Regions from separate parts of the Homo sapiens genome. Here region 1 is linked to region 2. A link is a loop called in an ENCODE intact Hi-C map of the cell type or tissue named here. Cell type or tissue: heart right ventricle. All regions are shown on one strand. Each heading gives the region's core, and the rest is flanking DNA. Links, peaks and the distances in the headings are about the cores only. Region 1 overlaps TBX15 (T-box transcription factor 15). Region 2 overlaps LOC107985447 (a long non-coding RNA gene).

What was found. Hi-C counts contacts between places; a loop is a spot of excess contacts. Peaks named below come from ENCODE experiments on the same cell type or tissue, not always from the same donor. Only the 100,000 strongest peaks of a DNase experiment are listed, where the experiment ranks them.
Region 1: a loop joins it to region 2, with 2.4 times the contacts of the local background. A loop is called at or near these places in 1 of 110 quality-filtered maps.

Annotation. Positions count from the first base shown.
Region 1 is chr1:118,903,071-118,907,474 of GRCh38, forward strand. All of the region lies in intron 6 of TBX15 (T-box transcription factor 15), which reads right to left. Among named protein-coding and RNA genes, the nearest start is that of TBX15, 83 kb to the right of the region's middle. RefSeq lists an enhancer at 3,261-3,666. In heart right ventricle, for the core only: no CTCF peak of the experiment used is centred there; a DNase peak (open chromatin) is centred at 2,301.
Region 2 is chr1:118,822,472-118,826,875 of GRCh38, forward strand. All of the region lies in intron 1 of LOC107985447 (a long non-coding RNA gene), which reads right to left. Among named protein-coding and RNA genes, the nearest start is that of TBX15, 160 kb to the right of the region's middle. In heart right ventricle, for the core only: no CTCF peak of the experiment used is centred there; no DNase peak of the experiment used is centred there.

The DNA of each region.
Region 1 (4,404 bases), core at 178-4,177, 80 kb after region 2:
CCCCTCTTGCTCATTTTTTCCCTGTTAGCTCCATTGACAACATAGGCCGTATCCAAACCACCTTTGTTCAGTGCTTTGGCTGTAATCACCTCTCCGGTTTCCAGGCCTCTTCTCTTTAGGCTTTTCAGGCTGCTCACTAGCCAAACCAACAGAATGTGCTGAAGAGAAGGAGAAAGAGGAAGAAGAGAAAGCAAGCCAAGGACCTCTTTTGCAAATTGATGATGGCTTGAAATCAATTTATTTGGAAAAATAGTCAGACTACAGAAAAAAACATCCTTGCAACATTTTCAATCCAAAAAAGATGGCAGTATCATTCCTTCAAAGTTCAGCAAATATTTGATAAGTACAACAATAATTATAATAAATTTCATGACCCTACTTGGTAGCACTCCAATGCATATTTCTGCTTTTCTTTTGTCTTGAGATAGGGAGTTGCTTTTTAATGTTTCCTTTGTTTATTTTCTCTTTAGTTCTGACTTCCTTAATTTTTACTCTTCCCCATACTATTTGCTGGTGACACTGGTAACAAAGACAACGTATGCTATAGGTTGATAAGGCCATTGGTCTTCTCAGTAGAAGATGGAAAAGGACTAAGGGAAGCCTACTGAGACAGAGGTCTTGAAGTAATAAGAGAATTATCCAACCAGAAAAAAATACTTATAATACTAAGTTCAGGAAATATAAAGACAGAAAAGACACAGGGTCTCTACCCTTTATGACTGTCTTGTTTTTTAAAAAAGGAACAAGATATAAATGACTAGTTTCTGAACTATGCAGTAAATGTTACACTGAAGGCATGTATGCCAAGATGCCATGGAATATTGGGCAAGAATCACTTAATATACCTGAAAAAGTCAAGGAAGATTCCACAAAAGGCCAGTTATTTAAGCTTACTATTAAAGAGTAATCAGCAGTTTTCCATCCAGAAAAGAGTCAGTAAAAGTTTTTCTAGTAGACTTAACAGTATGTGCAAAGACTTGGAGGTATGCAAGAGAAGGCATGTTTTGGGGACATAGTTCAGGGTGACTGGAGCCTAGGGTACAGAATGGGAGAAGGGCAGTAGACACCATGAGCATTTATTCCATGACAGGTGCTTAGATTTTGTCCCATGGGTGGTGCTATGCCTCTGATCCCCTTTCTTTTCCCTTCTAGTATTTGAAAGGACATATAACTAGAATATACTGTTCCTTCAGATATAATTATCACATCTCAACATTCATAGATTTTCTTGCTTGGTTTAGGTAAGGCCAAACCTTCCATACTTCTTTCTCCTTCACTGGATCTGAAATAGAATTACTCAGATCAAAATATCCAGATTACTCAGGAATGTTATTGTCCAGGGATATTCTAAAAGACCTCCCAGCAGAGGTGTGCAAATTGACTAAAAACCTAACCATCATTCAAAACTTGGTGTTAAATAGTACCATAAGTATATCTACATGATGAAGTAGCTGTCATTAATGTGCCTTGCAATGGTTTGGGAGAACAAGTGTCCAATGGACAGATGCCTGGAGTTGAGTTAAAATTGCTCCTTACCAAGTGATTCCCAACTTAAGAACCCTGTCCTCCCTTGGAGTATGAATCAGCAGTAATGGCAGTCCATAAAGAGTTTTCATTGACTCAATAAGTGTAGTAATAACCCATGATCATACAAAGTTGGCTAACTAGAATATTAAGTTTCTTTGCATTTGACTGAAATTGTCTAACTTTAATTCAGTAATGCTAAAATCACATGAGGGACAAAATAGCATAATGGTTAAGAGCACAGGCTCTGGGGCTAGATTACCTGGCTTCAAACTGCTACCCTGCTGACTATTAGTACAACCTTTGCCAAGTTATATAACCTCTTCATTTCTAAGTCTGCCTATCTGTAAAATGGAGATAATCATAATACTTCCTCCTAACTGTGATTTAATAAATGCAGACTGATTAAAGACAAAATGTATCAAAAAAAGAGAGAAAACATAATGAAAGTTTGAGGACCATTGGTCTAACTCAAGCAAAAGAATTACAATCATTCTCCTCAGACTGTAACCTATAATAGAAGAATATACTCTTACTTCACTGAAATCCAAAGTTCTGTCAGCCCTCTGGCTCTGGATTAAATGTGGAGGGAGCTGTATGGTACCTAATTCCATTTTTCGTTGTCTTCTCAAAGAAACAAAAACGTGTCCCTCAAGTCCCTCTAGGCCTCATTATCTTGCAGATATTTCAGACTCCAATATGTTAGCCATTAAAAAGACGTCTCTCTGTTCGATGACACCATCCCTGGGCAAAAGCCACAGATAACAAAATGATCGCCAATTTTCTCTGGCAAGGCCACACAGCCAAGAGGACAATGGTGGAAAAGGCTCATGACAAGGGAGGGCGAACAAATAAGGCAGAAAAAATGTTAAGTACTGGATAAAAGACTACAAGCCAAAGAATATGATAAACAGCTATGGCCTGCATGAAAAGCAGGAGTCCAGCTGGATCATCTGCCAGAATCCAGCACAGGGCCAGCTACCTTGAATTGTAGATGCAGTAGTGCCTGCTGGAGTGTCCAGCACTGATTACTTCCATAGATCTGCTAAATGGCATAAGCCACCCATGCCAGGGATAACAAAAGGGTTTGCAAAATTTTGGGGGGCTGGTAAGAGTGCCAGGAAAGAGTAGAAAGAGATTGGCTGGACAAATATACCCAATGGCTTTAGGGAAACCAAATGAAAATATAGAAATTGAAAGTGAGATAGACACTTGAGATGTCATGCTGGTTGAATTAAAGACAAGTGGTCAGTTCACTGGCTCTAAGCTCACTACATGAGTCTTCAGGAGTGACAGGGAGCCAGAGGTGGACAAAGATACAATTTCTGTTAACTAGCAAGCTATGCCTAGCAGAAGAGAGTGAAACCATTCTCTGTACACTGTCATTAGCTGGATTTACAAATTCTGAAAGCTAATACCTCATGGTGTTCAGTCTTACCATCAGTAAAATGGGAAATAGTGCATTGACGTCATCAACTTGGAGATAAAAATGGACAACTTGGACCACAGATACTCTGTGAAATAATTGTTACTATTGCTTGTATACTTATGATTTGAATGGCTAACAATAAATATATGAGGTTAAACTGTATGAAATTGCTAGCATTTTGCCATTTTTGACCTATAAATACAGTAATTTTCTATGTTTAACTTAATAGATAAAGGTATAGATAAGATTTGAGTTACTTGGTTATAATAGAGAGCTCTATTAGCAAATTTTAACGGAGATCCTCTGTATACCCTTTCTCCTCCCACCCCCAATGACAAGTTGTTTCAGATTTCAGCAAAAACAAACTGGCCCTGGGATTAATTTCTAGCCTACTTTTCCTCGTCCCTTCTTTTCCTTCTGCTAATATTAGGCACTTTGATTCCTCATCTTACATTCCACCTTCCATTGGGTGTTGTGAGAAGGGGCTGGCCCTCCAACAGGGGACGCCTATTTGTGCCCAAGAGAGGTGGTTCTTTATAAACATGGCCATGGGACAGCAGCTGCTGAAGAGGGGGTCATGGGAAAGTTCTTTACTCCCAGATATTTTCTCCACCTCCCCTAGACAGAAATTATTTCTCTCAGGTTAAGTATCAACCTCATTAAACATTCTCTTTCAGTGAGCAAATATATCCATTCCCGTAATGCAGTGAGTGGCACCAGTCTTAGATCAGCATCCTCTGACATGTTATGTAAAAGGACACTAGGCACCAAGAAGGACTGCCACCAGCCACATTCCCAGCAAACAGCACTGCTGGCTGCAAACACTCCAAGAATGAACTGAGACTCAGATTTCTTCTTGCACCTCATCCTGCAAGCCCTATTGTTTCTTCAGTGAGGGGCAATTCATTAAAACTACTTACCCATATAAAACAACTTCCTTGTGATACAGAGCCTGCCACTGGCTCCTTTCTGACAGTTTCTAAGTTATAGAATTTGAGTTTCTGGCTCAGGCTTCCAATGGTGGATTCGAAAGAGAAAAACATACCCTCCTAAAAAGTTGTACCAATTCCCTGGGCTACAGAAGGGCCATTCCACTTGGGCCCTATCATGGGACCAACAGCAGTGGCTTTGGGGTGCCATACCAGCTGGAAATATCTGGAGGAAACTGTGTCAGATGGGACAGTCCCACCTGCAGCTGTACTAGATGCAATGGAGGCTAGGAGTAAGGGTAAAGCCCAAGGTCACAGACAGGATGAAGGCTCCGTCAGAGGAAATCCCAGAGTCTTTCACTCCATAGCACTTTTAAGACAAGTTCATAGAACCCTTCACTACTCAGACAGACCACAACCTTAATAATCTCATTTTTATGTATGTGTTTGCTTTGGAGGAAGTCCCTGAGAATTATTATATAAAATTTTCCAAGCTGACTTGTGCTTTCTGTAAAATCTTGG
Region 2 (4,404 bases), core at 310-4,309:
GATATACACCAGCAACCATTTTATTAAAAAAAAATTCAAGAGTTAGAAAATTTATATACACTTTTTTGCTTAAACTCATTTCCAGTTATCTCCCCATAGGATTTTGCCCTAATGTAATCATTTTTATTTCTAAAAGTTTTTAACTGATCCTCTGTCATACTTCTCTTCAATAAAAATGTACCTTAAAATTGAACTTTTAAATTGTGTTTAATTTTCTAAAACTGTAATGTTCAAACTAAGAAATATATGGAAATGTATTTCTTCTTTTTTTTTTTACCGCATGCATATTTATTTATTTGATTGCCAAATCCTACGGCATGCATAGGAAATACCATTTTCTTTTTTTTTCAATAACAGGGTTATCATTTATTATTTTGATTAACTCCTCATTTAGCATTAGGTATATCTCCTAATGCTATCCCTCCCCCCTCCCCCCACCCACAACAGTCCCCGGTGTGTGATGCTCCCCTTCCTGTGTCCATGTGTTCTCATTGTTCAATTCCCACCTATGAGTGAGAACATGCGGTGTTTGGTTTTTTGTCCTTGCGATAGTTTGCCGAGAATGATGGTTTCCAGCTTCATCCATGTCCCTACAAAGGACATGAACTCGTCATTTTTTATGGCTGCATAGTATTCCATGGTGTATATGTGCCACATTTTCTTAATCCAGTCTATCGCTGTTAGACATTTAGGTTGGTTCCAAGTCTTTGCTATTGTGAATAGTGCCGCTATAAACATACGACACACTGAATATTTGTAAGTCTCCCCCCAAACACTTTTTTTTGGTTGGCTTCTTGTCACTCTTCTTTCCCCATTTCTGTCCAAAATATCTTCACACCCACCAAAGAGGCCCACGTTTATAACCAATTTGTATTCATTTGCTTTTTTACTAGCATCATATAATTTTATGAGGCATATATACGCATACACACATATAAGAAAATCTTTTGAACATTGTTTTAACAAAAATGGAATAATACCATCTACATTTTTTTCCTACATCTTGTTTTTTATCACACAATTCTTTATTTTAAAAAAAAGCCTCCAAGTAAACTGGCGTATCTTTAATTTTTTCCTTTTTATTACACAATTTACCCATTTGTGAATACATGACTCATTTAATCACACCTATAAGGGTGGCCATTTGTTTTGTTTCCGTATTTTGCTCATACTAACATCACTGCAATAAATACAATCTATCCTGATAGGATAGATTCCTGGAACTGAAATTTTTAGGTAAAAGAGTTTATGTATTTTTATTTTAACTTCTGAAAAAAAGCCATAATGCTTCTACTACAAAAGACTGTCTTTTTTCATACATCTTGTTCAGCAATTCTTATTATAGTTCTTTTAAAATTGTGCCTATCCAGTGGTCTAAATGTAATATCTCATCATTATTTGATATTATGTATTATGATATATATGTAATATATCATATTACATTACAGTAGTCAGTTTCTCTGACTACTAGTAAATTTTGGCATCCTTTCATAGGTTTGTAGAAATTTGGATTTACTCTTAATTATTTGAATTTTTAAGGGTGAAAAGTTGAAGTATATAAAAAATACAAAAGTTAATGTAAGAGACACCAATGTACCCACCCTTTAGATTTAATACTTTAACATTTTGTTTTATTTGCCTTAGAGTCTTTAAATAAATACAATGTTGCAAATATGGCTGACAAGTCCCCCTCTCCTACCAATCTTACTATATCCCATGCATTTTTATTCCTTATAGGAAATAACCAATAACTTGAAGTTGATATGTATTCTTCTTTTCAGTGTTTGCATACTTTTTGATCACTCTGCTTGTCGGAATTACACCTTCTATCACTATTCCTTTAGTAGTTACCTTGCACTTTTAACTTGTATATTTGACATAACAAAATTGAAAATCACTATCTCTGTCCCCCAGAAAGATGCAGGACTCTAAAGTACCTTAACTATGATATCTTCCTCCCATATTTTGTATTTTTTTTTTTACAATTCGTGCTTGCTTACATCTATCCACTTTTTTTTATGGGCCCAGCACACTTCCGTTGCTATCTTATCTACTAAAAAAAAAAAAAAAGACTACATACATACCAACGTTTTTGCATTCTGTTCTTTGTACACCTTTGCCTTCCATCTGGGTCCCTTTTTTTCTGAAGAAATGTCTTCAGAAATTCTTTTAGCGAGACCTGTGAATGGTCAATACTCACTCTTGAATAAGACTAGAATTCTAGGTTGACAATATTTCTTCTTTGGCCTCCGGCTACATTTAATTTTTGTTTTATTCTTTGTTATACTAAAAGTTATGAATATGTTATACTAAAAGGTATGAATATATTTTTCTTGGTCTTGTTCAAGTCTCATTGTGCTTCTTCAAACAGGAGTTCACAACTGAAATTTTTATATCTCAGCTATGATATAATCTTTAAATATTACCTTTTTCTTAGTCTCTCCATTTTTTCTGTTTGTAGCTCCTATTAGATATATATTATCCCTTTAATTCTAACCTCCATGATTCTTAATTTCTCATTCATATTTTCTATCCTGTTATGTACCGAGGCTACATTCTGGGCATTGTCTTCATCTCTACTCTTCCAGGTACTAGCCTTACGCAGGGATTTGCATTCTAGCTCCTCCCATTTATATGTCTACACCTATGTCTCCTGTTGTCTTAACAGTATTCAAATTTTGGCTTCTAGTTTCTTGGGCCTATATCTTAGTCCAGTATTCTGCTGCACTTTCAATAGGTTGATGCACGTCAATATAAACAAAGTAGAGATATGGGACAGGATGGGCCAGAATGGTAACAAGCCTCAAAATCATGTCAAGTGGAGGGTTTGTTTATCCAAAAACAAATCTTTATTTCATTCTTACTCTTGAATAATAACACTTTTACTGGGTAAAAAAATTCTAGGTTTACATTTTCCTCCTCAGAATTTTAAGGAGTTTCACATGGAGAGACAATTTAATGTAGAAAATATAGGTTATCTTCAAAAATCTGAAGTGTTTGCCTGTAGAAGAATAAATAAAATTTCTGTGTCGCCTGGCAAAATGAAACTAGGGCTACTATGTGTCTGCTACAAGGAATGGCTTCTGTTTCATACAGAGAATTTTCCAACATTCAGATCTGCCAAAGATAGCATGGACACTCTCAAGAGGTACTAAGATGTCCACAGCTACAGAGGTTTTCAAGTTTAAAGAGAATAACTAAAGTAGACAAACATTTGGCACAGGTGTTATAGAAGAGGTTTAAGTAGCACAGATTGTTGAAATAATTGGGTTTTTAAGTTTCTTCTAGAACTTGGAATCTCTAGTTCTTTTGCATCACCTAGATACAACCCCACAGCATTGGCTATGTGCCAACAGTTGTTTAGTGTTTATTGATTAGGTGAAAATTTCTGTACTATTCAGATCTCAAAACCTCAGTGTCTTATAACAACAAACTTTTGTTTGCTCACATTACATGAGGGTTGCAGCTTTGCTGTGGGTTTGTCAGGCTATGCTGAGAATACCTCAGTTTAGGCAGCTCCCTGTGCCTTCTCATTCTGAGACTCAGGTTGAAGGATGAGCCACTAACTGGAGCAAGCTGTTTCCAAAATAGAGGACAGAAGCTCAAAGTGGGTGGGGAGAGCAGAGCCAAACCACACAAGCAAGCACATTTAAACCTTTGAAGGTGGTTTATGTCATCTGCTCATATTTCAAGGCCCAAAGCAAGTTATATAGCCAATCCCAAAGTCAGTGGGGCAGGAAAGTAGATACCTCCTACAGGAAAGCTTAACTAGGGCATAAAGGAGCCAGTGGTATGCTAGAACCAGCTCATACTGGCTTCTAACAACAATTTATTTATTTATTTATTTATTTATTTATTTATTTATTTTGAGATGGCGTTTCGCTCTGTCACCAGGCTAGAGTGCAGTGGTGCGATCTCGGCTCACTGCAACCTCTGCCTCCTGGGTTCAACCAATTCTCCTGCCTCAGCCTCCCGAGTAGCTGGGACTACCAGCACCTTCCACCACACCCTGCTAATTTTTGTATTTTTAGTAGAGGCAGGGTTTCACCATATTGGCCAGGCTGGTCTCGAACTCCTGACCTTATGATCTGCCCGCCTCAGCCTCCCAAAGTGCTAGGATTACAGCCAACAGTCATTTTTTAATTTCAGAGTTTTGGCCAGCTGATTGTTAATCCATTAATATCTTCAACTGGACTTTGATGGAAATTTTCACACCATGGAAGTTGGAAAATGCTACAAATTGAACTTCTCTACCCTCTCCTCACTTCCCCAAGGGTAGTTGTTCAACATTTACCAGCATACCGCTAGAGGGAACCAATAAGTGTAAACAAATAAAACTGGCTACTATTGTTTTCTTGGCAAACAGAGCCTCTGGGAGCCAAGCAGTAGCAATGGATGAACAGC